Linked DNA regions of Mus musculus: region 1 is linked to region 2. Evidence: chromatin loops called from intact Hi-C (ENCODE). Cell type or tissue: heart. All regions are shown on one strand. Each heading gives the region's core, and the rest is flanking DNA. Links, peaks and the distances in the headings are about the cores only.

Region 1 (15,477 bases), core at 3,640-11,639, 75 kb before region 2:
CACATCTGACACATTGAAAGGCTTTGGGAGGCGTCTCCTTTTTAGTACACGAACCAACATCGGAACAGTGACCAATGGCCCAAATATGTAGACAACCTGGCAATTTTAATTTTAAGATCATTTAAAGCCAGGCAGTGGTGGCTCATGCCTTTAATCCCAGTACTTGGAAGGCAGAGGCAGGCAGATTTCTGAGTTTGAGGCCAGCCTGGTCTACAGAGTGAGTTCCAGGACAGCCAGGGCTATACAGAGAAACCCTGTCTCAAAAAAAAAAAAAAATCATTTAAAATGATCTTCCAGGCTGGAGAGATGGCTCAGCTGTTAAGAGCACTGACTGCTTTTCCAGAGGTCCTGAGTTCAATTCCCAGCAACCACATGGTGGCTCACAACCATCTGTAATGGTATCTGGCGCCCTCTTCTGGTGTGTCTGAAGAGAGCGACTGTGTATTCAAATATATAAAATAAATAAATCTTTTTAAAAAGAAAATGAAACGACTCTTCCTAATTTTACACTTTACTTCAAAGCACTCACTCACCCTTTGGGGTCCAAGAGGTCCCGGACCTTCTCGTTATAGATCTCCATATACGATACCTCGACTTTGAAGGTCTGTGACTCATTTTGCTCCAGGGCGATCCTTTGAAACAGAGCACAGCAGAGCCTTGGGATAAGGCCCAGCTGCTCTGCGTGGCCCATCATGGAAAAGGACTTTCCAGAACCTGGAAAAGAGCAAGAGAGGGGCGTGAGGTGAGGTCAGGAGAGAATGCAAGCGGGATGCTTCAGCGGCACAAGATGCTCCTGCTGGACGGCCAAGGACACACAGGACACGTGGGGTGCATTTGGACCTCAAACCCCGAACCCTGAACAACACAGTTACTCTCCACGCTAGAACCCCTCCTGGGTCTATCTCTGTAAGGTTGGGATGGTCCATTGTGTACACATGAGTGTCTAGAGACACAATCACTAAGAATGTACCTCAGGAAAGCAATGGACGTAAAATCCCACCCATCCATTATGTAGTATGGAAAGAGCTGTGCAAGCATATGAATGTGTGCATGTGTGCCTGTGTGTGTGGAGAGCAGAGGCCAGCTTCGGCTGTCACTCCTTTCTACCATCCATATTATTTGAGGCAGGGTCTCTCCGGCCCTGGAGCTTGTGAGGTACATGAGACTGACTGGCTGGTGACCCCCAGGGAGCTGCCTGGCTCTGCCTCCAAAGTATGCCACCACACCAGTTTCTCCATATGGATTCTGGTGACTAAAAAAGTCAAGTCTACATGCCTACACGGCGAGCCTTTTACAAGATAAGCAATTTCGTCAGTTTTACTAGGTGTGGTGGTTTGAATATGCTTGACCTATGGGGTGGCACTATTGGAAGGTGTGGCCTTGCTGGAGTAGGTGTGGTCTTGAAGGACATGTATCACTGTGGGGGTGGGCTCTTAGACCTTTCTCCTAACCAAGTGGGAGCCAGTCTTCTCCTATTTGTCTTTAGAACAAGAGGTAGCCTGCCTGGATGCTGCCATCCTTCTGTCATGATAATAATGGACTGAACCTCTGAACCTGTAAGCCAGCCCCAATTAAATGTTGTCCTTTACAAGAGTTGCCTTGGTCATGGTATCTGTTCACAGCAACGAAACCCTAATGCTGGGACACACATTGCATATACAGTAAAATCCCAGCATCCAGTCATAGCTGGACATACCATATGCTAAATTACCCATATTCTCTTCCTGGGTTCTCACAGCCATGTGACACAGACGGTGGCAGTATTATTAGGAATCATTATTTATTTCTACTCCAAAAGAACAACAGCTCAGAGCCGTAATAGCTGGGCCCCAACTGTATTTTCGATTTGCCTGTTTTGTTCTACCTGTTTCGGTCTAGAATCTATCATCATTTTGGAACCCAAATGATGGTGGGGGGCAGGGGGTGGGGGGGGGCAGGGGAGACTCTAAAAATATTGTATTGATTCTGCCAAAACATTTATACTATGAAGCTGATGATTTCTTTTCCAGTTCAAACACAGGTTAAAACTATAATTTAGGAAAGTGATGCTTAATAGCACGGAACTAGATGTGCTCATTAACACAGAGATTAGGCAATTACCGAACTGATGTATTTTCGAAATGTGGGATAGTTTTGATTGCAAGATGTCAGGAGAATTTTTCTGCATTTCTCAAACTTCCCCAGCCTTTTAAATGTTAGGAAATTATATATATATATATATTTTTATGAAATGGATGTAGCTCATGCTTGTTCCACCAGAGGTCCTGGGTTCAATCCTCAGTACCACAAAGAAACAAACAAAACAAAACAGAGAAGGGACAATTATTTATATAGTCTTCTAATTTAAGCGCTAAGGGTTAAATCCAGGATTTTGCACACGTTAGGCAAGCCCTTTGTCCCCTGAACTACATCCTTTCAAACACTTGTTTCATTTCATCAGCTTCAATAAAAGCAACATCTTACCTGTCTGGCCATATGCAAAAATACAAGCATTGTATCCCTGAAAGGCTTTCTCGAGAATTCCTTCCCCGAGGCACTTGAAAACGACTTCTTGACCTAGAAAACAAAACAAACATTTAAGACTTATTGGTTTCATGTGCATGCGTGGGTAATCACAGAAGCCAGAAGAAGGTGTCAGATTCCCCGGGGCTGAAGTTACATGCAGCTGTGAGCCACCTGATGCAGGTAGTTCTTAAAGCAGAAAGTACCTTAACTGCTGAACCCAAACAGATATTTAAAAATAAAATAAAAAGGGTGATTTGTGTTGAGAGATGTATGTTTTTATAAAAAGAGAGATGTGGTTTTATATTAACGTGTATCAATGTTTAGCTTGCATGTATATGTGTATGTATACAACACATGCAGTTCCCTCAGCCGCCAGAAGAGGGCACTCTATTCCCCCGGAACTTAAGTCACAGACAGTTGTGAGCCACTGTGTGAGTTCTGGGAACTGAACTTGGGTCCTCTGCAAGAGCAGCAAGTGGTCTTAAGAGTTGAGATATGGGAAGCCCTCTACTGGTGTATTAGTAATAACCTCTTAGTCCTCCCCCCCTCAAAATTTACAGTACAGCTATAAATGAGAGTGCAGCAAATGCAGTTTGTGTAGATGGGGCTTGCTTTGCTGCCCCTGTTGCTCTCAACTGTACAACTCCCAGTGAGCCTCCTAACCTAGCCTGCTCAGCAGCTGAAACTCTAGGCAGGGATAACCACACACAACTGGTTTGCACTTTCAGTTTTGTTCCTAAACTACTGCCGAATATTTGGATAAGTTCACGATTCCATACTGCTGCTGCTTTGACATTTCTCGGGGGATTAAAGTTCCTTCTCCATTGTTAGCAGGCTGTACAAAAGCAATGTCAAAGTTGGTTTCCTTTTCTTCTTTAGAAATTGTATCCAAATGTTATTTAATACGAATTGTCTTGTCTCCCATCTGGGTTTAGTTTCCAAGTAGAGAGAACCCTGAGTACATTTTCTTAGGCCCGCTTCCTCCCCGCACTGTCGACTGCTGGGAAACTGCTCATTGGTGGTGGTGGAGGAGGTGACAATGGCTAATGCTGACTGTCAGTCAGTGTGACAGGCTCTAGAATCTCCTAGGCAGCAAACATCTGGGCATGCCTTTGAGGGATGATCTGGATTAAGTTATCTATAGGGAAGACTCTGCATGTGGGCAGGGACACTCCATGGGCTGGCATCCGTCCTGGACTGAATCAAAAAGAGAAAATGAGCTAAGCAGAACCGCTCATCGCTCTCTCCTTCCTGACTGCCCACACAGTATGGTCAGGGGCCTCTTGCTCCCTGCTATGCTTGCCCTGTCCTCCGGAATTGTGAGCCAAAAGGACCCCTTCCTTCCTCGACCTGCTTTGGCCAGGGTACTTGATCAGGACAATAGAAAAAGTAACCAAGATGTTGCCATTCACCAGTTCACAGATCCACCTCATCTGTGCTCCTGCAGGAGGACAAAGGCAACTTCTCTTTCACTAACCCTAGCCAATCTCAGCTCCTGCGGCTTCTACCATGACCTACACTATCATGGAGTGGGACAGAATAATTATGACATGTTTAATAAACATTCAAGGTGGCATGCGCTTTCTTCACATTGATTATCAGACAATGAAGAGAATTACATTATACTTCCTTCCCCCTGGTTACTAGAACATTCGCTCCCACAGCATCTGCAGGCACTACTGGCTTATATACTATTTCCAGCTCTGGAATGAGTGCACCCGGATGTCAGAGATGGCAATCTCATTATCTTTGTAATCCCAGTGCCTAGTATAAAGTGCTTAATAAATATCTGTTGAAAGATGGGAGTCAGTTTAATTGCTTCATCCTCCATATATTTGCACATTCAAACATAACCAACTGCGAGCTATTGGTGGCGTGTTTCTCTCTGACGGGAGGCTGGATGGGGTTTCAGCATTGCCTTGCAGTGCGTCCAAACTTCAGAGTAAGACGCTTCAAAACCTGTCACAAGAGACTAGAACTGACACTTCAATCACGGGGCTGCCAAAAAGTGAGATTCTGGCAACGTCAAATATTGTTGAGCTGTAGAAGTAGGCGTCGCTTATAAACCTCTGCTGAGAGAATCATCACAAGAGGCCATTTGAAAGGAAACCCGAGACTGGAGTGAGCTCAGAGGTTAAGAGCGCTGACTGCTCTTCTAGAGGACCCTGGTTTGATTCCCAGCAACCCCAGAGCAGATCACAACTGGAACTCCAGTCCCAGGGGATTCACTGCCCTCTTCTGGCCTCCTTGGGTACTGAATGCAAGCGCTGCACAGACACACATGCTGGCAAAACACTCATACAGATAAAACAAAATGAAAGGAAGCCGGACGGGAAGGGGGTAAGACTCCATTCTGAGCCACTGTGCGCGCATATCTGAGCTGCTCTCCTCACATGACCTCGTCAAAGATGTTTTGGCAGCACTGTTTAACATGCTAGAACCTGCAGCCAAGTTAAGTACCCAGCAATAGCATGAGATTGTATGCCTTAAATGTAAGCGTTCCAGAATGAAAAAGCATATACTTTAAAAATAAAAAATAAAGTACTTACACGTGTCAACAATTGTAACAAGAAACATTATTGAAGAGGGGAAAGCCATGCCACAGTAACTATGTAAAGACTTAGACATTATAATGCACGAGTCACCCACACAGAGAGAAGGGGGCGGGTTAAAGTTTGCAAAATGAATCGAAAAAAAAAAAAATCCAAATTTACATCGCCTTTCCTCTCCCTTTCTAACACCTACCATCCAGTACAGCGCTTCCTCCTGACACGTTGGTAGCACCCACAGATTTTAAAAGCAAACAGAATTTTAACAGCCTTGTCTAAACACACAGTGCGTTGTGAGGTGTGTGTGCACACAGCCACCAACAGCATGGCTTGTCCGCGTCACTGTCTCTGACACACATACTTGAAATACCGCTCTTAAGTCGCAGTCTGCTACAAGGCTCTTGATCTCCCCCCATAAGAATATCAGTATTTTCTCCTGTTTTGAAGGGGCCTTCCTTACTCTCTAAGCACTCTGGGCTCCGATTCAAAAGACAGGCCAGGCCTTAGTCTTGAGTCAAGCCTTGGCCTAGGCAGGATGCAGAGTAAGCTCAGCTGTGCTCAGGCTTGGTAGAACTGCCCGTGGTCCAGACTCAAGCCCACTCTAACGCTGTATCAGCCCAAGCAGATGACCATAGCAATCCCGTTTGCTCTTCCACACTGGTCAAACACTCCCTAGGAAGGAGCAGGGACAGGTGGGACAGGACTTCTAGCTACTGGACCATAATCCACAACTTCAATTCTGCAGACTTGGGGAACAAAACCAAGAATACTGGGTTGGTTTGCATTCATCAACTTGATTGGCTTTAGACTCACCATGGAAACCCACCTCAGGGTGTGCCTGTGAGGGTATTTCCAGAAAAATGTAACTGAGGAGGGAAGGACTCACCTCGAGTGTACCAGGTAGCAGCATCTCCTGGGCAGAGTAAAAAGAAGCAAGCAAGCTCTGCATAGCACTCACCTCTCTCTGCTTCCTGACTTCTAACATCATGTGACCAGTGCCCCCCTACGTCCTGTCACCATGCCTTTCCCACCATGATGGATGTAGCCCCCTAAACTGCAAGCCAAATAAACGCTTTTCCCCACTAGGGGCTTTCTGTCAGGCATTTGGTCACACAACAAGCAAAGTAGCTGATGTAAGTGTGAGGGCTTGGACTTGTCCCCCAGCGTTCACTGGCTGGAAACTGGACCCCCGGAGCAGGAGTATCAAGAGGTGGTAGGGCCCTTTAAGAAAACACTAGGTAGGTCACAAGGGTTCTATCTTCATGAATGGGGAAATGTGGTGATCACAGGGGTGAGTTTGTATCACAGGAGTGAGCTTGTGCTGAGGCCCAGGATGGCCCTTGTCCCGCTCTCAAGCCAGGAACTAGTCTGCCTGTATTTATGCCAAGAAGGAAGAGATGGCTTCCCTATCCAGTTGGTGTCTTTATCTGTAGTCACACTTTATAGATTTCTATTCTAACTTTAGATACACAGGTATGGCAGGTGACCTATAAATATGATGACAGGTGACTGGGGTCAGAAAGACTGTCATCTGCCAAGACCTCGTCGCTGGTGAATATAGCCAGTCAGGAGCTCAGGCCTCGGACACTGGTGATCAATCAGCCGCTCTTGCTCTTGGTCTCCATGGTGAGCTTAAACTCTCAGAGCCTATCTGGAGCTTCGTTTGTGTGTTTCCTTGTTTATCTCTCATTCTGGCTTCAACTATTAGACTATGATGTCAAGGCCCATTGCAGCTCTACAGAGCATAAGGCATGCGTCACACATTCGTGTTTGATGACAGAATATAACCCGAGCTTGTCACATTTACACTTACCTATTGTGTGGATGTGTGGCTGTGTGGATGCATGTGTGGATGTGTGGATGCATGTGTGGATGTGTGGCTGTGTGGATGCATGTGTGGATGTGTGGGTGCATGTGTGGATGTGTGGATGCATGTGTGGATGTGTGGATGCATGTGTGGATGCATGTGTGGATGTGTGGCTGTGTGGATGCATGTGTGGATGTGTGGATGCATGTGTGGATGTGTGGATGCATGTGTGGATGTGTGGATGTGTGGATGCATGTGTGGAAGTCAGAGGAGGAGACAATTCTCGCACCTTTTCATTCTGTGAGGTTTGGGACTTGAACTCAGGTCATCAGACTTGGCAGCAATCACCTTTACCTGCTGAGCCATGCCATCAGCCCCGTGGCTTTTCATATTTAATAAAGTTTCATTCATAAGTGGGATATGAGAGAAATTTGGAAAGCAAACAAATGTGTGCGCGTGTGTTTATAAGTGTTTATACACATAAATGCATAAAGCGAATGTTTTCGTGTATTTCTGGAAAGAAAATTTTTTTCTCCCTTCCATCTGCAAGTAACGATACTAAGATGCAACTAGGAAAACAGTAAAATAGAAAGAATTACTGTGAAGCTTATGTGTTTTCAGAAATCTACAGCTAGGTTCCTTGAGAGACCGGAATACATTTTATTATAACTTCACATCCCAGAGAGAACTTATTCTTTTTAAGACAAAAATAATGAGTATTTCCTTCATCTATGTGAACATTTTTTTTAAAAACCTCTTATTTAATATATATTTTCAACTATCGTGTGTGTGTGTGTGTACATATGAGTGTGTGAGTATGTATGTGTATGCATGTGCATGCATGCAGGTAGGTAAACTTTCAGGAGTCAGCCCTCGTCCTCTACCCCGTGGGGCAGGAGATCAGACTCAGTTTCCCAGACTTGGCAGCAAGCACCTTTACTCACTGAGCCATCTCAGCGGCCCCTATGTGAACACCAAGCTGGCCATCTTAGGATTCTGATATAGGCATCCCAGCCCCACCCTGCAGACATCTCCGTTCGCTTTCATTTCCCAGGATTTACAGTTTCCTACACTTTCCTGCTGACCGCCATTGCAGGGATTCCCCAAATTAAACACGAGGCCTTCTCTCTGACACCCGTCACTGCTGCTCATTATCCTGACTAGGCCAGGTCAAGAAGGAAGAAGACCCCATTTTTAAAAGACTTATTTATTTATATGAGTACAATGTAGCTGTCTTCAGACACACCAGAAGAGGGCATCGGATCCCACTACAGATGGTTGTGAGCCACCATGTGCTTGTTGGGATTTGAACTCAGGACCTCTGGAAGAGCAGCCAGTGCTCTTAACTCCTGAGCCATCTCTCCAGCCCCAGCTCACTTACTCTTAACGTTAAGTAAATAGGCTGTCTGAGTTCTGAGTCACTTTATAAGCTGGCTGGTACACCCCCCTCCCTTGCTTCTTTCCTGAATGCATGCTAAAAACATCAACTGTTGGTCCATCATACATGTTATCATATATGCTAAAGACATTAACTGTTGGCCTATCACACATGTTCCAAGTATTTTTCCCAACTCTGTCATGCAACAGTTTTGTTATTTCATATTCAGATATTAAAGAGCATAGCTAGATGGCAGCAGTGAGCAAGTTCAGCAATAGCCCAGCAGGTAACAGCACTTCCCATCTGATGACCCCACTTTGTCCCCTGTGACCTACATGGTGGGAAGAAAGAACCGATTCACATATATATGCAACGTAATTATATATATATATATATATATATATATATTTTTTTTTTAGCCAGGTAACCCTGGCATGGTGGGAAGAAAGAACCAATTCACATATATATACAACATAAATATATATATATATATATATTTTTTTTAAAGCCAGGTAACCCTGGCTGTTGTGGCAAGCTGGCCTCGAACTCATAGATCCACCTGCCTGCCTCTGCCTCCTGAGTGCTGGGGTTAAAGGCGTGTGCCACCACTGCCCAGCCCTAAAAGCAAAACTTGTAATACTCAAATCCTTTCTCTTTCCTTTACAGTTTTTGCTCACAGTTTTCACACACAGTTTTCACACGGGAGTTTGCTCACATTTTCGTTTAGTTGTGAGTCCTGCCTCTCCCTGGTGGAGGGGCTCTGGGAAGGCCTCATGTCTTAAAGTGGCAAATGCTGAGCGCTCTTTCACTTGACTGATGACCAGGATATCAGGCTGGTCACAGAGGCACCAGCCACTGTGCCTAGCTAGCGAAGAGCCTGAGATGGTTTTTAGTCATTATCTACAATGAGTATCATCTTGTCATTAGTTTGGTGCAAAAAAGGAAGTCACCAGCTAGTCACCGTTCCTTCTGTCTTGCCAGAGCTCTGTACAGCTTCCTAGTTTTAAAGATGACAGTAAAAAGGATGAGACAGTGGACAGCAGTCCTCAGAAAGGAATCATTGTTGCCTGTTTTTTTTTTTTTTCATAGCTTTCTTTGTGGTCTCACTGATAAATGTAAGGAGGGAGTGTTTCTCACATTAGAGAGAGAGAGGGAGCATGCTAGGATCCAGGATAGGCAAACTAGTCCCCAATCGTTTGCAACATTAGGATAGAACGTTGCAGTGGGAAAGAACACGCTATAATGAACAGCAGCAGTAAAAAAGCCAATGGGACCAATTCTATGGACTTCTCATTATTTCCCCACCCTGACGCTGTGTGAATGCATGAGCCCTGGGCTGCAGTTATGCTCAACCAATTCTTTTGTTCAGTCACCATCAGGGAATCACTATTACAGGAAGAATAGCTGTGAACGTAGTCAAGATCCCAACGGTTAACCAAATCTTCACAGTGTACCATGTATCCGTGGAGCAGACTCTGCCCTCATCAACAACAGTCTCTGCAGGCAGCGCAGGGATGGCTTCGCTTCTTTGCTCTGTCTTAGAACACTGGACATCCCAAAGACCCACACAAAGACCCATGGTTGACCCAGATGAATGAAGGTCTTTCTTTCCCCCTCTGTAGTACTGGGGGCTAAACGTAGGGTCCTACATGCTAGGTAAGTGTTCAACCACTGAGTTCCATTCCCAGCTGCGAGGGTTTTTCATTAAAAAAAACCTTCTGTCGTGTTCATGTCCGTATTTTTAAAAAAACCTTTCTCAGCCTAGGAAAGAATGACTTAGCCGCTGCTTCTGAACCCTGGCTCACACACACACACACACACACACACACACACACACACACACACACACACACACAAAAGGCAGCTGTTTATGCTGCATGGTGGGAACTAGGGAATTCAAACACTGCCTGGGCAGATCTCATAAAAGATGCAATATTCCCACCCTGAATGCTTCCCAATTACAGTTTACAGTTTACACGCAAGCAGAATGGAGTGCTGTTTGTCTAGGCAAAGGCCTACAGGGAGGTTCAGAAGTCCTGTGGGAAACAGGAGGATCTATGGGTATTTGTTCTCAACCCAGACAGACAGAGCAAAGCTACAAGACTGCCCAACCCAAGAGGCCCGTGGCTTCCTGGCAGAACCCGTGTCAGGGAGGCATCTTTGGAGACCGCCCTGAGCTTCACACACCCGCTGCAGTGAACCCACAGGGCATGCCGCATCTGACCTCACTGTTAATAAGCATGGCCAAGACGCCCTTTTCCTTCAGGGTTTATAATCGCATCTCTGATGACCATGTAGACAAGTTATAAAACCCGGGCATGCCCAGTGAGACATGCAACACGACGTCAGAGCAGTAACAGGAGCTCCTGTGTGGGACCTCTGCAAGCTGAGTCACCCAACACTGAGTCACGGATGATACGGATCTTTGAAAAACCAACACCGCCAGGTCTCCCTACGTGGGCGTCACCTGACCCCTTGGGAACAGCAGTAACGGCCTCCCAGCCACCATGCTAGGTCTTTACAATTCAGGGTCTTGACAGCAATGCACTAAAAGGAGTCAACTTGGAACAAGGGAAAAGACAACTAAGTCCTGTGTCCAACATCTACCTACGGAACAGACAGGATGGACCGGGGCCTAGGAAGTAGGATAATGAAGAAAGAGGGTATGGTCCAAGTTGTTTATAATCCACATTTAAAAAAAGCACCACCATGGACACAGCAGAGTGGATAGAACTCTTCAGCAGGGTGCGGCACAGTATAGACTTCCACGAACAGAATATACTTCTACGTGGGAGAGTATAGGATCTAAGATTGGAACGATGTTATAGCTTAGGTCTTTAATGTCTCCAAAGTCCCACAAGTTAAAGATTGCTGTCCAGGGTAGTACTAGTGGGAAATAGTGGAGTTTTTAGATGGTAAGAACCTAAGTGTGTAGAGAAATCCTTGGATTATTGGGGGTACGCATGAAGAAGACTTAGAACCCCAGTTTTCCCTTCTTTACTTCTTGACCTTGAGGTTAAAGGTTTTAATCTACCTTGCAGCCAGTCATTATACCCTGTCTTTTATCTCAGTACCAAAGCAATGGGGCCAATCAGCCATGAACTGAGGCCTCCAAAGCTTTTCTCTCTATGTAAGGTTTGATCTCAGGTTCCCTATAGCTACGGAAGCTAACCAATACAAACCCAACCCGAGATCAAATTGATCTCTTAAGCCCCTTCTTTTCTTCATCTCTTTTCCCTCTAGAGTTGGGCTGGCAGGAGCTTGGCTGTGCATTTGTGAGCTGCAACTCCTAGCCCTGCTTCTTTATGAAGGTGCTTTCTCCTCTACACAGGGCTGACAGCCACAGTAATTTTGATGACTCTGAACTTGGCAGGGGCTCAGATCCAAATCTGAGCACCTGGATAGTACAAGAATGGACAGGTCTCGCTTGCATACCTCAAAGGGAGAAGAAGGCCTTATTTGAATGAGGTTTAAGCAAATTCCTTCCTCAAAGGCCTTTGGCGTGGGGAGTGCAGCTCACAAAATTTCTCACATCCAGAGACTTCAGGCCATATTTAAGTTGAATGAAACCAAACTCTAGTTCAGATAAAGGAACAAAGACGTTAAGCCTACACCTGGAGGTGCAAATTTTAATTTTTCAATCAACTTCAGAAGTTTACTGTGAAGGGACCTGGTAAAGAGAACTTGAGAAACTGGGCCACGAAGTGAAAGCAAGCCTCAGGCCACTTTCCACTGTGGCATCCAAGTGCTATCAGAATGGCCGTTCAGGGAAGTGTTACTTGTACCATGGTAGGGAGTGTCTTACCCAGACAACATTTCCAACCCAGGGACACTGCTAGGGCTGGCATGAGCTGGCCGTTTCTGTTGTTGTTATTTCTAGATGAAGTGGCTGACTCACAGGGAAGAGAGCCAAGGAGCAAAGAAAGCAAGATCGACTGGGGAGCCTGTCTCCACACGAATGGCTGCTGACAAAGAAGCGTCCCTCAGCTCTGACAGCATTTGACAATGATTCTCTCCAGTAAGGTAGCCGGCTCAAGCTTCTGTCCCTTCGAGAGCTCCTGGCTGTGGTGGTCTTGGGGAAATGTGTAAATAGTGCTCAGCCGAGCACCTGGGCTCAGGAGTTTGGACAGCATCTGTCTGGAGAGAAGATTCAGGTACTAACACTCCCAGCTCAGTCCCACACCACGGCTTCTTAACAGAACCACTCTAGGGCTCAGGGAGACGAGACATGTCCAGGACAGGAGTCGAATCCATACGTCATCGATAGAATGTATCCCTGTTTTTATGTCATCGATAGAATGTATCCCTGTTTTTATGTCATCGATAGAATGTATCCCTGTTTTTACGTCATCGACAGAATGTATCCCTGTTTTTATGTCATCGATAGAATGTATCCCTGTTTTTACGTCATCCATAGAATGTATCCCTGTTTTTGTTTCCATTCACATTGGTCATTGCTTTTACCTATAAAAGGTAGCAGGACCTTCCCAAACCTCTATTTTTCTTCTCTGTGAAATGTGGACAACAGTATTTCCTATCTGACTCTACCTTCTGGTCATTCTATCTGCCCCCACATACACACATGCAAAAGGCTCAACACCATGCCGGGAAGGAATGTGGTATGTGGACTGTATTTTATACTGTGGTGACAGTTATCTGCCCCTCTGAACACAGCTATGTCAAACTGTTTCTGGGTCAGAAAAAGGAAACATGAAAAAGTTGGGGTGAGGAAGGATTTAAAAGGATATCTGGAGGCAGGGCTGTGCGTGTCTGTGCACACAGCACCCTGGGTCCCAGCTCCAGTGCAGATGAACCCTGTCATGGTGGTGTACGACTAGAACCCAGCACTTGGGAGGTGGAAGCAAGGTGGTTAGAAGTTTAAAGTCACCCTCAGCTTCAAACACAGCAAGTCGGAAGTCAGCCTGGGATATACGAGACCCTGTCCCCAAATTGAAAAGGGGCCTGGGGGTAGGGTAGAGAAAAAGACACATTATATAATAAATATATGCTATAAATGTAAATAAACATATATGTCTACTTTAAAGTTCATAACTTGCTCATTCATATTTTGGGCATCTTTACCAATTGAATTCTCCTGAACTGAACTGCTCACTCGTGTCCAGCTCTTGAGATTCACAGATATCAATAACCTTTATTGATATAAGCCTGATCCCCAAATCTTCTACCAGTTGAGGTATGATCTATAAAGAGTCAGTCGTACTGGGTTCCAAGTTGGTTTATATCAAATGGATGTCTTTGTGATTATATACTTTAATTAAACAAATGAGTTTCTGGGTCATTGAGATGGCTCAGCAGATAAAGGGGCTTGCTGCCAAAGCCAGACAACCTGAGTCCCACTTAACGGAAGGAGAGATCTGACTCCAGCAAGCTGTTCTCTGATGTGTGTGTGTGTGTGTGTGTGTGTGTGTCCCCTTTCTCCCCTCTCCCCCTCTCCTCCTCTTTATTTTTAATAAAAAATTCTTTAATAAGAAGAATTGTTGATCTTAAGGACTTAGGACGCTCAGGATCTTGATGAAGCAGATTCTCTAGAATGGTCACACGTGTGAGACAATTGATAAAACGCCGTAAAGGAAAACGAAATCAGACCTGGAAGGGGCTTATGCTGTGTTTCTTTGGTTAGCGGCTTTCAAAACAGCAGGCACTGTGTACAACACAGGCTGACCCTAATGATGTCTGAGCAGCCAACATCAGTGTTCCTGCTGACGACATGAAGAACTGCTGCAGCTTTCCGGAATGGCTAATAACTGTCAGCTACTTCCGGGATGCACAGAACTTGCTAAGAGTCTCAATTCATCCTCAAGTTCCTGATAATGAAGGACTGTTATGATTGCCTACCGTTTGGGTCCAAGAAAGCCAACCCCAAGAGCCTGGGCCTTTTTTCTCCAGGTAGTTACTAAGAGTTCACTTCAACCATCAAATGCTTACGCCTAAATGCATTAGGCCCTATTGATATTATGCCATTCTGCCCGCAATTTGGTTCTAATTTGGCAACCGATAGCTCTTAGAATGTTAGTTTTGGTGCACACTGGCTCTATCGTCTCAATTCCCTTAAGCAACGAGAAATTGATCATTTCCACCTCTGACCACATAACCTCCCCAGATGGGAACAGAATCAAACACGGCCATCCGGCTCTGGCCTGCAGCTCAGCCCTCAGCCTGGAGGTGCTCCTGTATCCTCACACAGTGTGAAACACATGAGGAGATCAGGAGTCAGCAGTAAATCTTCTCTCCCAGGTTGTGGGGTACCCACAAATGCCCAAGAACACATGGTTTCAGTAAATTTGAGCAAAACACCATATGGCAAGAAAGATTACATAATTTCTAGGACAATGTTCAGAATCTCCATGCTAAGGAAAATTACTTACACGAACCCCCATGTATGCCACCACCCGACTGCTACTCTTTCTTTCTTTTAAAAAAATACTTGTTTTTATTTTTATTTATGTATTATGTGTTTGTATATGCCACGTGTGAAAGAGGCTGAGGAGATATCAGAACCCCTGGAACTGGAGTCACTGGAGGGCGTGAGCCACCCATGCGGCTGCCAGGAACCAAACGCCGGTCCTCTGGAAGGACAGCAGGTGTTCTTAACCACCGAGCCATCCCTCCAGCCCTCAGACTGCTTTTTCTATCTGCAGTAAGATTCAAAGATAAACAGGCAGGAAATAGACAGCAAAGCTCTTGGAAACCACTTACCCACCGGCAGGGCTCATTTTAGGAAATGAGATTTTTTAATATATTGATTCCCTATCAAGAAGGTCTTAATTACCATTAGCACGATGTAATCCTTTACTGACATGGCTCAGGTTTATCACTATGGACTCTAATTCAGCCACTTTCTAATCTTGTAATGAGAGCTACATGTGGCTGCGTGCTGAGGTTGGGGGAAGAGGTGAGTTTACACAGAGGGGGCAGGTTTGAGGTCTAACTCTGCAGTCTAGTAACTTGTCTGCCTTCTCCCCTCCCCTCCCCCTCCCCAATTATTCCTACCACAAAGACTTTTGCTTCAGACTCAAAACTACCTGTCAGACATTACAATACCAACATACCAAGAGGGTAAGAGGAGGAAGAGATACTTCAAGTGCACAGTGCTCCAAAGCACACTTCACTTCCATGCAACGCTAACGGCCGAACAAGCCAGCCTTTGATTCGCCAAAGAAGCCGGGACAGCCACAGCTGTGCCTGTCCGCACAAAATGGATGATTCGGCTTTATGGG
Region 2 (16,644 bases), core at 3,374-11,373:
CCCAGCCCTGGAGGCAACCACACCAGGAAAGTGGTGGTGGGCGCGCCTCTGTCTGCATTAGCACTTCACGGAACCATGAGATGGCTTCCATTCTGCCTAATAAATTCCCTTTCCTCTGGGCTTCAATAAGTTAGAAGAAAAACCCAGGCAACCCGACAGCTGTCCACTCAACTGGCCTCACTCCTGCAGGACTCACGTTTGGTTCCTGCCGTTGGTTTTGTCTTATGAATGACAATGTGATTGATGAATGAGGCTTACACTATCTGTCTGCCCCAAAGCTTCTTATGTGGGTGCGGATGATTATTCAGACTGCAGATCTCCCTATCCCTTTACCTCCTACCCTGCTCAAGGCACACACACATGATCTTCGTCCCAGAGTTGTATTACACAGCCTGGAAGTCTAGATAATACAGAGTGTGCTTCCCATGACAAGCTGAGACCCCAAACAAAAGGGAAGAAACTTTGGGTCATAGTGCACATCTGGAATCTCCGCACTTGGGAAGTAGAGGCAGGAAGGTCAGGAGTTCAAGACCAGCTTGGGATACAAAGTGAGTTCTAGGCCAGCTGGATGTACACAGTGAGTTTAAGGCCAGATACATAGTGAGTTCGAAGCCAGCTTGGGATACATGAGAGTCTGCCCCCCCAACCCCCCCAAAAAAAGGAAGTGTGGGGGAGGGAAGGGGAAGAGGAAGGGGAGAAAAGGGAAATAGAGAAAAAGCAGTTTGAAGCCGAGGATGTGAGGCTGAGGATGTAGCTCAGTGGAGAAGTGCATCTTGGGATGTGCAAGCTGCTGGATTCGATCCCTAGCACCACAAGAGAGAAGGCAGGAAGAGAGAGCAAAGGGGCACAAGACATGAAGTGAGCATGCTCAAGCACATGAGACGACGAGAGGAGAATTGTATTTTTCACATGACACTTCACCAATGACTCAGGTCCCAGAAACCACCTGGGTGATGGTGGCATTCAATACCCTGATGCTGGCTGGCCATGGCTACACGGTGCACTCAACTGTAAAAACTCAAGAAGGCCACCCTTGAATGGGTGCATTTTAGCTTAGGTAAATTATACCTTAATAAAGTTGGGTTGAAAGTCTATTATCCAGGATCTAATTATTCAGGTTGGGGCAAATCAGCTTCATTAACTCCTTTCATTCAGTTTAAACTGCCTGCATTGTAGCTGCCCCATTAATTCTTATAGAACATAAAACTTAAAAAAAAAATAAATGCCAATGTTGTTCAGGTAAGTCTACTTTTCTAGTTTTCACAAGCTGTGATCATTTGCTGACCTGAAAAGGTAGCCTAATAAATCTTTGCTGTGGCTCTTAAAAGTTGACAGCAGGGGACTGGAGAGATGGCTCAGCGGTTAAGAGCACTGACTGCTCTTCCAGAGGTCCTGAGTTCAATTCCCAGCAACCACAAGGTGGCTCACAACCATCTGTAATAGGATCCAATGCCCTCTTCTGGTGTGTCTGAATACAGCTGCAGTATACTCATATAAATAAATAAATAAATAAATAAATCTTTAAAAAGTTGACATCATCAGCTGAAGGTATGGCTCCTTTTACCTTATATTCTATACTTTAGGGTGGTGGTTGGTGGTGGTGATGGTGGTGATACTGATAAATTACTTAGTGAGCCATTGGGGTAAAATAACAGGAAAACAATGTATAAAAACTATGGAAGCGTCTGTTGCTATAAGAAATAAAATCTGTGTGTGTTGGGGGTGGGGGTGGGGTTCCACAGAGATCTAGCCATGCTGCTTTCTCAAAGGGGAAGAAGCATTTTCAGGAACTGTTGGGAAGTAAATAGAAGCAGGCAGATGACACTCTAGGCAGATTTTGCATGCACGTTAGTACATAAGGGACACTGCCATCTGCACAGCTCCAGATCTGGCTCTAGTTAATCCCATGGAAGTGTATTTTAGAAAGCACTTTCTAGGAAAGTACAGAGATATCCACTGAAGCTTGTGTGCCATCAACGAAAGGCTTCCTGGGATCCTCCGTGAACTGCCTCTTAGCACTTCTTCATGCTGTGTGGGATCTATCTAAGTCATGCCCAATCTTTACCTGTTTAGACAAATATAACTTGGTGATAAAGAAATGTCACTGCCATCACTCTGGGTGGTGCACTGTGACCACCCCACCCTTGGGAGGCCAGGGAAGGAGAGTTTTGAGTTCAAGAAGAGCATGGGCAATTTCAGTGAGACTCTCTAAGGTTAAAAATCAATCAATAGGGAGGACTCACAAGGGGATGTCTCTGTAGCATCCACCAGCGCTATGATCAATCCCTAGTATTGAAAAAGAAAGGAAGAACACAGGGAGAGGGAGAGGAGAAAGAAATGTGTCCACCAAGGCCAAGCACACAAACCCTCTGAAACCTGACTATCCAAGTACAGCATTCAAATACAAAAAGAATGTGGGTAGAACAGAGCTCTTGTCCCTTGTCACATCTCTGACAGGCCATTTCTGTAGCCAGCACCTCGGCAGTTATTCAGAGAACCCAGACTTCTGGTTCCTGGTCTTTACAAAAATCTCACATAGCTTTCCCTGAGTCAAAAGTTCCATTCTCCTTTTAGCAGCAGGAAAGGGGGAAAATATTACAAGTGACTCAAAACAAAGCTATCCGAGTGCGCGTTAGCGGGCGTTTCCAGGGCAACCCAAGATGCCTGCGATGCCGACTCCCTTGACTGGCCCGGCACTGAGTTTGATTTGCCCTGTTCATTTATTTCAGACTCACCGTTATAGTAACAGATACATTCATTTTAGCACTAACTTTAAATTGATGTAATAACACAAACTCAACAAATTCAAAGGTACCAATCTGAGCCCAGAGAAGTGGCAGGTTAAGATATCTGTTGCCAAGCCTGGCATCTATGTTCAATCCCTGGGATGCAGGCGGTCCTCTGACCTCCACAGGTATGCCATGGTATGCAAGCATCTTCCAACACACACACACACACACACACACACACACACACACACACACACGTAGATGAATGTAATTTTCTTTAAGTGCTAGTTTGGTACAGGGTTAAAATTTTGTACCTACATAGGTGGAAAAACAGAGGTGAAGCTAAAATGAAAACCATCAATGGTAGCTCATGGAAATTATGTGTAATTTATTTCATTTCCTCTAAGGTGACCCCACACTACAGCCTGAGTATACACGAGAAACACCCTGGTATGCCCATTTGGAGTTTGTTTCTTATTTTGGTTTTTTCCCCCCATTAAAAGCATATTTTATTTTTTGAAACAGTAAGTATTCAGGATTGTGGAACATGTTTTTGGCAGTGATTGTGGCATGTTTTGGCAAATCCAAAAGTTCTGAGGACTAGCTAAAGGAACACAAGCAAGAAGACACTCAAGCTGGGTACGGAAAGGAACACCTGAACTCTGGCACTTGAGAGGATCAGGAGTTTCATGTTTAATAACCAATGTCTTGGCTGTAAGTGAGTTCAAGGCCAGCCCGGGCTGTATGAGACCCTGCCTCAAAAATGAAGAGGAGATGAAGAAGAAGGGGAGAGAGAAAGAGGAAGGAAGAGAAGAGAAGAGGAGGAAAGGGAAGAAAGAAAGGACAAGACAGAGTCTTGAGGGCTAAGAAGGACGATCTGTGTATACACCAAAAAAAATTAAAAATAAATAAAGGAGAGGGTGACTAATAAGCAGAGCATCTGTGACAGCTACTCTAAACACGTGACATGCCTGGGGGTTTCACACGGACCAGCACAGTCACCTGACTGCACCCTCCTACCTTGATCACTGTGAGAGGTAATTTCAAGGAATCTTTGTTCCACTACTTGTGTAATCCCCCTGTCGTACGGCTCCGACTCACATGCAGAATTGGTCACTAAAGCAGCTGCCACTGAGAGCGTTATCGAGCTCACTTGAAGTTGCGGGTGACAGCACATGGAGTGGAAGCAGCTCACCCAAGGTCACCCAGCTTCGGCAAGGTCACCTGGCTAGTGTTCCTAACACTAAAGAAGAACAGAAAACTCAGGATCCAGCCTGGCTCTGCAGATGCTGGGCTCCCTTGCAGTACAGATGCCTTCTCAGAAGCGAGGTAGCCTGAAGGGGAAAGTTTGCAGACAGGAGATACTAACACAAGAGGGAGAGAAAACGTCAACAAGGTGGAACTGTGCTCAGACTAAACCTCCAGCACAGGGTGCCTAGCGGCGGTACACATAGCAACCACTTCCAGAGCTTTAAGGAGTTATGTATCCCAGTGGTATAAATTACTGCACACCAACCATGAAATGCATTAGACGGTTGACAGTCTGATGAGCAAACCATATTTATCTCTAACCTACATTTTGTAAGTTTTCAAATAGCTGCTGTGTTTATAATGAGAATAAATGACACTAAGAGCAAAGAAGTTGCTGGAGGAAAGAAAGAAAGAAAAGAAGGAAGGAAGGAGGGAGGAAGAAAGGAGGGGCTAGGGGTCATTTATTTCCCCTGCACAGGCAGATGTTAGCTATGAGTACCTGAAAAGGCTCAGGCAGCATCGTTAGGATTAAGCATAACAACAACAAAAGATTGGAGTCATAGTTTAGAGATGATAATGTAGTAGCAAGCATGAAGCCACTGTTTGACCCCCAACCCTACAAACAACAAGGCCAGAACTAGAGCCATTTATTTCATCTACGGCTGAGTCATATGAAAAGTGCTCAGAATTAGAGAAGACAGAGAGAACCCAACTCAATCACCCAGAAAGAATGGGAAACCAAATTTGTCTAAGTCAGAGAGAAACAATGGAAAAACATTGTAACAAAGATCCTGTGGAGTCCAGGAACCAAGAAGACATCTGCTTAGTCTCCAAGGCTACACCAGCATCCAGGCTGCTGCCGACCACTATTTCCCAGCAACTTTTACTTCCCAGAGTGCTCAGTGTGGTTTCCATCTCTCAACTGGCCAGCCACAGTGGTCTGCCCTCCTGCTGTGACTTCCAGCCATGGGATTATGCTCAGTTTGACAACCACTGCACCAGGTATCACCAGCAACTCACCGTCAAGGGGCTTGTTAAATAAAACGTAAAGCTTTACATGACCAACTCTGTAAAGAATAGACAGAGACTTGACAAAGTCTACCAAGGCCTTTCTTACAAACATAAATGTGAACAAATTTTAAGTTATCCCTGCAGCATGCCACTCTCCGGGGACTTCCATGCCAGTGTACACTCTTGGAGCACATGTTGAGAATTTTCCTCAATGCTGAGAATGCCCAGGGGAGTGACAAGTTCAGGAGCGTCACTGGTCCCCATGTTCCAGACAGGAACATGGAGATTTCACAAGCTTGCTTTCCAACTACAATAGGCAGCAGAAATTCAACTGCCTCTTGGGAACTGTAAGGTTGGGTGCCCAGAAATGCCCTCAGCCCCCAGGAGGAAGACGGCCATGGTATTCACAGGCAACAACTGCAGGTGATGCTGACAACTGGCCAGTGTCTCTCTTTCCTCACTCTCAGTGTTGTCCCTCTCTTCCCATGACAAGGGAGGCTCAGAAGAATGCCCAAGGCAGAGCGGTGTAGCCCCTGCCTCACCAAGACTGAGATCACATACCACCCGGAGGTCAGAAGGCGACACAGACTCAGGGGCATTCCTGGACATGAATTCCTGGTTTCATGACTTTGCCTAGAGCTTAATTCTCTCCCATAAGTTCCTGGATAAACCTCAAGCGAAAGCTGCCATGCAGACCGTGCAGTCAGTAAACCTTTACAATGTGAACTCCTGCCAAACACTGCGTGACCTTTTGGCTGAATAACCATCACTTATGTCATGGAGTGCTAAGCAGTGGCAGCCTCTGCCTGTCGGCCCAAAGCAGTGATTGTCAGTGGGATTAGGCTCTAGAGCTACGTTTGTACTGCCATGTTCCGGCTAGCTCGGTGCGGGAGAGCGTGCCAAACATGCACACACACGGCCCTGGATCCAACCCCCCAGTACTGCCGAGAGCTCAGGGAGGCACAGTAACCAGCCTTCCACATTGCTATGATCCCAAAAGCCACACGACAGCACGGAGTCCATTATTATGTAATAATCTAATGCAGAAATTAGAGGCTTCAGGAGGCCCACACTAAGATGAAGAACCGCAGTGACAGTCTGAGGACCGCCCCACCGCAGACCTGTGGTCCCAGGCACAGCATCGGCAGGGCTTACTGTACTCCATCACAAAGCATCTAGAAAGGGCATATGATGGAGGAAACGGAAAGCAGAAGAGACTCTCTCTGCCAGCAGTTCTAGGAGGGGACTCTTCTCTTAAAGAATGGGTTACTGTCTTTAACTCTCAAGTAACAGGGCTTGGCTGAGGGATGGAGCGATATTCAAATAAATGGGTGCATAGGTTTTTAGTGGCACTAAAACTCTACTCACTATTCCCATGTGACTCTACTGCTGACCTGAGTATAAAAAATTCAGCAAATAAGGGACTCAAGGGGAGAGGTTCCCGTCGCTAACCTCCCTGGTCACCGCTGCCAACGATCCCACTGGGTAAATCAATGATTACAGTTTGATTAATTTTGTTTTGACAGCCAGTCGTCAAAGCTGACAAACTGTGGGAGGCATACAAGCTCATTTACCTCCATACCGCCATAGGCTCTCCTCTCAGAATCCGGCCATGCGAACACAGCCACGAGTCCCCCACATGAATCATGCCTGGACCAGATTCTGACCAGCTTTGATTGGCTGCTAATTTAAGGCTTTCTCTTTCTGATTTGAAACCCAAGGTCACCTAAGGCATACTGCAGCCACCTTACTCTGTTCAGTGGCAGGACCAGGCACAAGCCTGCCCTCACTGCCCAGAGCCCAGTCTCTGATGGCAGCTTTGAGACCGGTCTGGAAAGTCAACTTCATCAAGGCCCAGACCTCTCAGCCTGAATTAATCTTCCTTCCATGTCCTGCCTCTACCCTGTATCCTGGTTCCCCATCTTCTTCTTTCTTTGCTTCCAAGGTGAGACGGAGGAGCAACAGCTCAGTGAGAGAAGGGAGGGGCACACGGAAGAGCGAGACATCTGTTCTATCCCTTAGGTTTCTGTTGCTGAGATAAACCCATGAACAGAAGCGGCTTGGAGAGGGAAGGGTTTACTTCTGTTTACAGCTGACAGTCCTTCGTGAAGGGAGGTCAGAGCAAGAACCTGGAGGCAGGAGCTGATGCAGAGGCCATGGAGGAACACAGCCTATTGGCTTGCTCCTCATGGCTCGATCAGCCTGCTTTCTTGCTTTCTTTCTCTCTCTCTTAAAAAAAAAGATTTATTTATTTTATTTATATGAGTACACTGCATCTGTCTTCAGACACCCCAGAAGAGGGCATCAGATCCCATTACAGATGATTGTAAGCCACCATGTGGTTGCTGGGAACTGAACTCAGGACCTCTGGAAGAGCAGCCAGTGCTCTTAACCACTAAGCCATCTCTCCAGCCCTTAGCCTGCTTTCTTAAACCTCCCAGGACCACTTGCCCAAGGGTGGCACCTTCCTCAGTGGACTTGGCCCTCCCACGTCTATCATTAGTCAAGAAGATTGCCCCACAGTCTTGCCTTCCGCCTGTCTAATGGAGGTATTTTCTCAGCTGAGGTTCCCTCTTCCCAGATGATCCTAGCTTGTGTCAAGTTAACAAAAACAAAACAAAAACAAACAAGCAAAAATACCATCCAGCACACCTGGGCTCCTCGTTGACAAAACCACGGAGCTTGAATGCAGACAAGATGGTGCACGTGGCAGAGGGGGAGGGGAGGCCACCGCATGCATGTGTCCAGCACTCTGCAAAGCAGACATGCTGCACTGTACCACCTTTGGTGCAGCGCCCCCACCCCAGCTTCATTCTTTTATGCGCGCGTGCACACACAGAACGGTTCTTCCCACCCGTGATGTGGATTCCAGATACAAACTCTTCACTAAATGAATGACTGCCGACAGCCCAAGAGACAGGGAACACCCATGAATAAGGAGTTCCCTCTGCACAAAGCGCACTGTGCCCATTTGAGAGAACCATAGGCACGGTGGTATCTTATCGACTGAGAAGTGGGATGTGCCTGATTGGAGATCAGGCGGGAAGTCATTAAAATGTGAGCTGGAGAGAAGGCCAGTGGCTAAGCCACATCTGGCAGCTAACAATCACCTGGAAGTCCAGCTCCAGAGGGATCCAGCGTCTCTAGCCGCCACAGGTGCCAGCACCCAGTCAGCAGATTCCAGTACACACAATTAAAAAGAACAAGTCATTTTTTTAAAAAGGGCATGCCTCATTTAATGAAAGGTCATCAGAAAACACTTACAGATAAAACCATGAGACTCTTTATTCATTTACTTTGAGGCAGGGTCTCACTGTCAAGCCTAAGCTGGCCCTGAACTGGCAGCAACTCCCCTGCCTTAGTTTCCCCAGTGCTAGGACCACACTCCACTTCCCTAAGACTTTTTTTTTTCTAATTACTATTTTTAGGTACTAGAGAGGAACTTCTTTGCTTAAACCTGAAATGAATAAGAAGCCACAGGAGAAGCAAACGGGGTCAGGCATCCTCATGTGTCCCAGGGACGTAAAAAACTGTCAACTCTTGGGGGCCTCAAACACCAGTCATACAGCCTGGAAACGGAGGCACTGCGAGTCAAGGTAAGGTTTGGTCCCGATTTTCCAGTTAGAGTGTAGTAGACTCAGACCCAGAGAAGCGGCTTGTCTCCCAAGTCCACACTCCTGGACGGGAGAGCTGCGTATGGTAAGGAGGACTGCGAATCTGATCCAAATCAGTTAGAAATGTAAAGACGCTTACTCTATTATGGTGATTTTTTATAACTGCCATGTGGTTGTCAAGGGTCACATCTCTACTTAACACTCTTGCCACACCATGACAGAGGCTTACACATGGCTCCAGGGTCTAAGCTGACATGCAACTGTGTGTGTCACACACACACACACACACACACACACACACACACACACGCCTAAGGCATGCATAGCATAAAGCTGGCCACTTACATCACAATCTCTTCATCAACACTGCAAAAGACAAGCAAGCAGTTTCTCCTTATGGGGTAAACGCTGTGGTTCGGATGTAGATTCAGTAACTCTAATCTGAAAATCTAAAACCCCACAGATTCCAAATCATAAAGCTTCTTGAGAGTGGCTATGTCCCACATAGGAAATTCCACATGAGACAAGTCATGGGCAGCTCACATGTTCACTGAAAATATTGCATCGTTACCTGCAGGCTACGTGTATAAAGTGCAGATGAAACAAATGGATTTAGTGTTTAGAGCAGGGCCTTCCTCCCATGATGCCTTGTCACGTGTGCATAAATACTCTGCAGCTTGACAAAGTCAAGGGCTGAAATACTAGTCCCAAGCATTTTCAACAAGGGAGGCTCAACCTGTCCAGGGTAGCTTACAATAATTTAAATTTTTTTAAAAAATTCTGCTCAAGGTAACTTTGCAAATGACGGATTTGCTCAGTATGTCAAATTACACAGAGAAAGACAGCTTGCTGTGTAGAAAATCCAGTGCTGGGCTGCGGATACGGCTCAGTGTGGAGAGGAACTACCAGGGCTGATGACCATGGTTCAGTCCCTCAAATAGAAAGCGAGAACTGGGTCCCTCATATTGTCCTCTATGTGCATGGACACAAACACACAAACAATAAATAAGGAAATGTAGAACTGTAAAATAAAATTCAACATAGATCATAATATAAAGGCAACTCCGTGGTCAATTGTCTTGTTGTTGTTGTTGTTGTTTTGTTTGTTTTTTAACCTAGGCTGGCCTCCAACTTCTAGGCTCCAGCAATCCTCCTGTCTCGGCCTCCTGAGTAGCTGGGACCACAGCCACTACCACATCCTATTGGCCAATGTTTTAAGCCAGTAAAATCCTATAGTCATCTGTGCTCTGGAGTGGCCAGAGGACCCAGAGAATCCAAGGAACTCAATATTCTTCTAGTCGATACAGTAAACTTCAGAGACATCAGGGGAATCCGACTGCAGACCACCGTCCAGGCTGACCTAGAGTAATGGTCCCTTCAGCCTCCAGGAGAGTAGAAAATGAATGTGTCACAATTTTCAATCAAAGGAAGTGGGCATAGTGACACACATCTTTAATCCTAGCACTTGGGAGACAGAGGCAGATGATCTCTGAGGTTAAGGCCAGCCTGGCCTATTTACTGAGTTCCAGGACAAACAAGACTATGTAGACACCATGTCTTAAAAAAATTATGAATTTTAAAATTCAATAAAAGTAAAATGGCCAATGTAATCCCCTTCCCCTGGTACCAAGCTGCCCCTTAGTTAGGGAGGAGTCAGGACAAGTGGCTATTTTTTTTTAATGCTGCTTGTTCGGAACAATGTAAGATAAGTTAGAAAACTCTTTATGTTTTATTTCTAGTAGTTTGGGGTTGTTTTTTTTTTTGTTTTGATTTGTTTTAATTCTTAGGTAAACCTAGGATAGCTGACTGTCTTAGGGGAGAAAATAACTGGAAGGAAAAGTACTGTTTAGGATAACAGTAGACCAGCAGTTCTGGAAAATTCATCTCCGCTTTGTAACTCATTACAAAAATGAAGACTGGTAAATACTAACTAAGCTGACCATCACAGCCAGCAACACTTCAAGGCTCCTTGCAACTTTTCTAACAGGTGTTACCACGCTAAAGTTTCCTATTTGCTCTTTTTGTAACTCTGTATTAAAACTTCAGACCTTTACCAGGGCTCCATGCCGCTTAATTGAACACCATTATTTTGATACACGCTCCCTACTTCCACTCTCCCCTGCCTTTGGAAAGCAATGGCCTCCAGAGTTGAGTCCTCAGGACCTTCCTCCATCTTAACATTCTTCCTTCCCATTCCAATTTGTACCTGAGTCCTGCACTTCAGTTAACTACACGGAGCAGCTAAGAGCAGAGAACGAAAAGACAAGCCAATACCAAAGCCCTACCAAAAACCTCTCAGCACAACTTCAGCTACAAATCTTGAGATGTCCTGTCCTTTAATTTCTGTATACATGCTGCTGTGTACCCGAGCCTTTATGTGCATGTGGGCACAGGTGCCTATGGCCGTCAGATCACCTAGAACTCCGGTTACAGGCAGTTATGACCCATCCGATGTGAATGCTAGAAATGGAACTCCGGCCTTCTGCAAGAAGTGTGTGTGTGTGTGTGTGTATGTATGTCTATGTGTATGTGTGTTCTAATCTAAACATTTTTAATTTTATTTTAAAATACTTCTATTATTTTAATTAAGTGTATGTGCAAGTCTGTGTAAGAGTATGTGCATGTGTCTACACACCCAAGGAAGTCATATGTATCACACTCCACTGGAGCTGTGAGCTGCCTGAAGTTGGTCTTGGAAAAGCAAACTTAGATCATCTGGAAGATCTGAAGCCACTCTGGCCCCTCATGTTTTCAGTTTTCATTTATGTGTATGCATGTATGTCTGTGTGAGCATATGCCATGTATCTGTAGTTGCCCCAGAGGGCCAGAAGAAAACCTCAGATCTCGTGGAACAGGACTGATAGGTGACTGTGAGCTGCCCAACACAGGTGCCAGGAAACAAACTCAGAGCGACTGACAATCGCTCTTAACTGCTGAGCTATCTCTGCGCCCTCGGCTACAAATCCTTCAACACTCTCCATCTAGCTGAGCTAGTGAGATAGGTGGGTAGGAAGAGCAATCGGTTTTGGACCATTTTATTAAACTACACATTAGAATGTAAGTATTTTGAAAGGCCTTTTTACTTTTTGCAACACACTGCACGAAGCTCTGTGGCTACACCCAGCACCCAGGATAAATCTGTGCATACAAGTATTCAAAGCAGAATGCCTACATAGCTCCTCACCCGCCCTGCTTCTCCTCTGAGTCTTCCAGCTTGTGGGATGTGAATGTCTGTGGTCACTGGTAATGGGTGTAGAGCTAGGGAGTGTCTGTGAGAGTCAGCACACACACACACACACACACACACACACACACACACACACACAGAGCCAACTGCAAAGAGTGAAGCTTCTCTTTCCCCCAAAGCTCCCTACCCATTCCATGTCTTTAAAAAAAAGCAAGAGAATAGCAAACAGATGCCTTTCTTGAGCCTGACAGCAGCAAAGCTCATCACACCTAAAGGCCAGACTCAGACAGGCCACAAGGAGCCAAAACCTCCACCCTGCTTAAGGAAGCAAAAGGACCAAGGCCTGTAATTCCAACTCTCAAGAAGTGAAGGCAATAGGCTCTGCAGTTCAAGCCAGCCTTGGCTACATAGAGAGAGCTCAAAACTAGCCCAGGCTATGAAAGACACTGTCCAAAAAGTATATAAACCAGAGTAGAGGCGCCCACACACACATACACCCTGAGTTCATCCCATAACAGAAGGCAGTAAAGAGTAGTGGGGATCCCTCGGGATTTTTGGCTGAGATCAGTGTAGAAATATGAGGGATTAGCTACAGAATGGTAGGGCTACAACAAAACCCTCAGAAACAACACAGGCTGGGGTTAGTAGAAGGCATGGATTGCTCTTAGAGGATCTGAGTTTCATTATCAGCACCATGTCCACAGGCTCACAACCACCCATCACTCCAGATCCAGGGCATATGGTGCTCTCTTCAGGCATCCTCAGGTACCTGCATGGACCACCACACATATACATATCATTAACAACAAACAGAAACAACTTATTCTTCTTTTCACAAAAAGGAAGAAGGAAGAAAGAAAGGAAGGAAGGAAAGAAAGAAGGAAGGAAGAAAACAAAGAAAGAAAAGGGAAAAAGAGAGCTGGGTATGGTGGTCTGAACTTTTAATCCTAGCACTTAGGAGGCAGAAGCAGAGAGATCTCTGTGAGTTCAAGCCCAGCGTGGTGTGTGTGTGTCTGTCTGTGTGTGTGTGTGTGTGTGTGTGTGTGTGTGTGTGTGTGTGTGTGTGTCTGTGTGTGTATCTAGATAGACAGAGTAAGTTTCAGACTAGCCAGGGCTACACAATAAGACCTTGAGGGGGAGGGGCTTCAGAGCAAGTTAGATTTTATGCTAACAGCTGTGAGAAAGTTATTTAGTCCACTCTATATATTGTTTCATGCCTTATTGCCCAAAACAGCTGCACATCACACACACACACACACACACACACACACACACACACACACACGCGCGCACAAAAGATGGCATCTTATTAGAAGATTCAAATCAAATAGTTTTCATAATGTCCTGTAGGCACACAGAAAAGACACCTTTCTAGCTGCAGGAGACAGAGTCTCTGTAAGCACCCCAGGCCCCAGCAGGCTGGTTGATAAGAGCCTCAGTGTCTGGAGCTGGTGGCTGTCTTATTTCACTTGACACCTTCAAACCTCCAGTCAGCTACTGCAGATCAGCGGAGCCTCCCACCAATGGCCTCCCTGGCCTCCCCAAGACTCCTGACACTGACAAGACGAGAATTAAAAGGCAGCCCATTTTAGCTGGTTCATCTGCTGCCTACTTTGACTCAGTTCTGTATTTAGGGACTGTATGTGGGTAAACCTGAATGTTAGAACTTGGAAAACAAGAGCAAAAATGACCTTATAGATGATCTAATCCTGACTACAGTTGTGCCAACAAAGGAACTTAGAGGCAAAAGTGGCCCACTGGTGGCTAAGCTCAAAGTGGCCCGTTGGTCACAGGAGCAGCAGTACTGGGCAGCACTCAGAATTCTCACTTCACCACAGTGCCATTTGACCACTGGCTGCCCCATCCTGGGAACGCCAGAGAAGACGTGAAGCAGGGCACTGGGGCCCATGAGTCTGAGCCTGGAAAAGAAAACTGTGTCTCTTTACAAGCCAGCATCCAGCAAGTTCACAACACCTAGGAGACTCCCTGACTCCTTCTCCCTTCTTCTCCCCAACTCCAGGAAAGACAGACACTGAGGGTTTCAATCAGACACACCGGGCTGGAGAGCCCTTGGGTTATAAAACCGGGCTTCAAGCTTGGCTTGTTAAACTGAGCTAACAATCTGCAGCAGCGGCTTTACATGGGAAACCAGTGTCAAGTTTATGAGTTAAGAGAAGTGCAATCTAATTAGGCAATTTTGATTTAAGATAGTTGCTGATGCTATTAATGCTCCTGGACATTCAACTAGCTGAACCTTGGCATGGCTACTCCCCAGACACGAACACCGAGTAAGACAATCCCCACTCTGCCCTTCCAAATTCTTGACCTACAGAATCTATGGATGTAGCAACATGGCTGTTTCAACCTGCTGGCAAGAGGTGTGTTAAACAGTAGTCACTGGGGCTGGTGAGATGGCTCAGTGGGTAAGAGCACCCGACTGCTCTTCCGAAGGTTCGGAGTTCAAATCCCAGCAACCACATGGTGGCTCACAACCATCTGTAACGAGATCTGACGCCCTCTTCTGGAGTGTCTCAAGACAGCTACAGTGTACTTACATATAATAAATAAATGAATCTTTAAAAAAAAAAAGAAAAAAATTAAAAAAAAAAAAACAGTAGTCACTGAAATGCCTGGGAAGCCTTTTTCAAGGTAAAGTGTCCAAGCTACACTCTTTTCCACTGTGCTGCTTAGTTTCTTGCCTGCTTGACACACGTTAGTTAGAGTCATCTGAGAGGAAGGAAGTCAACTGAGAAAAAAGTTTCCATTAGATCAAGCTGTAGGCAAGCCCGTAGGGCACTTCTTAATTATTGATTGATTGACTGACTGGCTGATGATTAATATGGGAGGTCTCAGTGCATTGTGGGCAGGCTACCCCTGGACTGGTGGACCTATCTGTGTTCTACAAGAACAGGCTGAGCAGGCCATGGAGAGCAAGCCAATCAGTAAGCAGCATCCCTCTGTGGCTTCTGCATCAGCTCCTGCCTCCAGGCTCCTGCGCTGACTGCCTTACATCAGAGTCTCCTGGGAGCCGGTCAGAGGTGCACATCTCTATGTGGACTGGTTCAGAGCACTTCAGTGACTTAATGTCCGTTCAAGTTCTCAGGTTAGACAGAAAGGAGATTTGGCAGAAACTGGCTTTTGGGTTGCCTTTTTCGATGTCCTCCCTCATCGGTAGCTCCAAAGAGCATCAACTTTTGACTTTGTGATCATGAAAGAGAATAGCATGCGGTATACTGTGTCTAAGATGGTATCTATGTTAGCAAGCTAGGAGGAAATCCCTTCCAATTCTTTTATCATTGTGGGCGTGTGTGTGTGTCTGTGTGTGTGTGTGTGTCTCTATGTGTGTCTGTGTGTGTGTGTGTGTGTCTGTGTGTGTGTGTGTCTGTGTGTGTCTGTGTGTGTGTGTGTCTGTGTGTGTCTGTGTGTGTGTGTGTCTCTGTGTGTGTGTGTGTCTCTCTGTGTGTCTGTGTGTGTGTGTCTCTGTGTGTGTCTGTGTGTGTCTGTGTGTGTGTGTGTGTGTGTGTGTGTGTGTGTGTGCATTCCACATGAGTGAACGGGATCAAGGAGACCAGAAGAGCACATCAGATCTACCAGAGCTGGGGTAACCGGCAGCTCTGGGCTGTCATGCTGGAACCCAAACCCAGGTCCTTGGCATGAGCACTAATTACTCAACCCAAGCCACCTCCCCAGCCCCTGGGCCTTTCAGTTATGCTAACGACTCTAAGAAGACACCATTATGTATGTGATCATTAAGAGAGCCAGCAGTGAGCTCTGAAAATACAGAAATGGATAAAAAGAGTGAAACTCAACAGACTATGTAATATTAAATTTAAAACGGCGAGAGCTATGTAGCATGGCAAAGCACAAATGAAAGAAGAGCTTATCATAAGCCTGTAACGAAAATATTCACATTACACAAGCAAAAGTAATGGCTGAAAGGCTGGTCTGTTACAACTGTTACTTTCCATTTCTTCTATTAAGCTTCTTATAAAGCAAAAGATAGTTGAGTGCTGGGGCGATTCTGTGGGGATACACGAGTTTGCTTTAATCCGAGACACCTCGGTGAGGATAGTTTGGGAAGTATTTCCACTTTGTCAATGACTTTGAACAACCAGTCTCAGGGTAACATGATATCATCCCTGGTTTCAGTCAAACGAAGGGTCTGGGACAGCAGTCTCGGATTCCTGAACCTTGATGCTATTGGAGTAAGTCGGGCACGGAAAGGCCAGTGCTCGAGAGAGGAGAGCTGGTAAGGAGGAGTCAGGTTTATTGAAGAGCTAGTGCTCTTGAGAAGAAGGGGGCTCCGTCCATCTTGGGGGTTTGATGGGACAGACAGGAAGGGCTTATGTGGGGAGAGAGAGGAGAAGCGAGGCAAGAAGACTACACACTGCACTTTACTTGTGGGGATTTAGGAAATAGTACTTGACTACTGCAAAAAAGTGGCTAGGGGGTGGCCTTTGAAATCAGAGCCCAGCCCCTACTGCCTTCCTCTCTTAGCACACATTCCTGCCCTCAGGAACTCAGCCAAGCCTTCCTCGCCACACGCAGACTGAGACCTTCAGGAACCGTTACACAACATAAACATTTTCTGACCGAGGTTGTCCCTGCCAGGTATTCTGTTCATAGCAACTACACAAAAGTGGTTAATGCGAGTGATTGGACCAGAGACCTCTCAGGCTCTTTAGCCTGCATCAGCCGGGGTTGACCGTTACTCAGAGGGCAGTATTGGGGAGACTTAGGCTTTCTCAAAGGAATTGGGCTTGTTTCAGGCCTGGCGATCTTGCCGGGTTCTGTGAATCTGAAGAAAGAGTTAACTATTAACATTATGACGGTTTAGGTGGGGCATCTATTT

What was found. Hi-C counts contacts between places; a loop is a spot of excess contacts. Peaks named below come from ENCODE experiments on the same cell type or tissue, not always from the same donor. Only the 100,000 strongest peaks of a DNase experiment are listed, where the experiment ranks them.
Region 1: it touches region 2 in a loop (2.6-fold over the local background); 11 of 42 quality-filtered maps call a loop at or near these places.

The regions. Positions count from the first base shown.
Region 1 is chr13:46,830,261-46,845,737 of GRCm38, forward strand. Kif13a (kinesin family member 13A) reads right to left here. Exons shown (of 38, transcript NM_010617.2): 5 at 2,464-2,556; 6 at 534-714. Among named protein-coding and RNA genes, the nearest start is that of Gm22960, 65 kb to the right of the region's middle. In heart, for the core only: CTCF peaks have their summits at 4,741 (motif pointing left) and 8,468; no DNase peak of the experiment used is centred there.
Region 2 is chr13:46,905,447-46,922,090 of GRCm38, forward strand. All of the region lies in intron 2 of Kif13a (kinesin family member 13A), which reads right to left. Among named protein-coding and RNA genes, the nearest start is that of Gm22960, 11 kb to the left of the region's middle. In heart, for the core only: no CTCF peak of the experiment used is centred there; a DNase peak (open chromatin) is centred at 6,665; H3K27ac peaks cover 5,938 bases.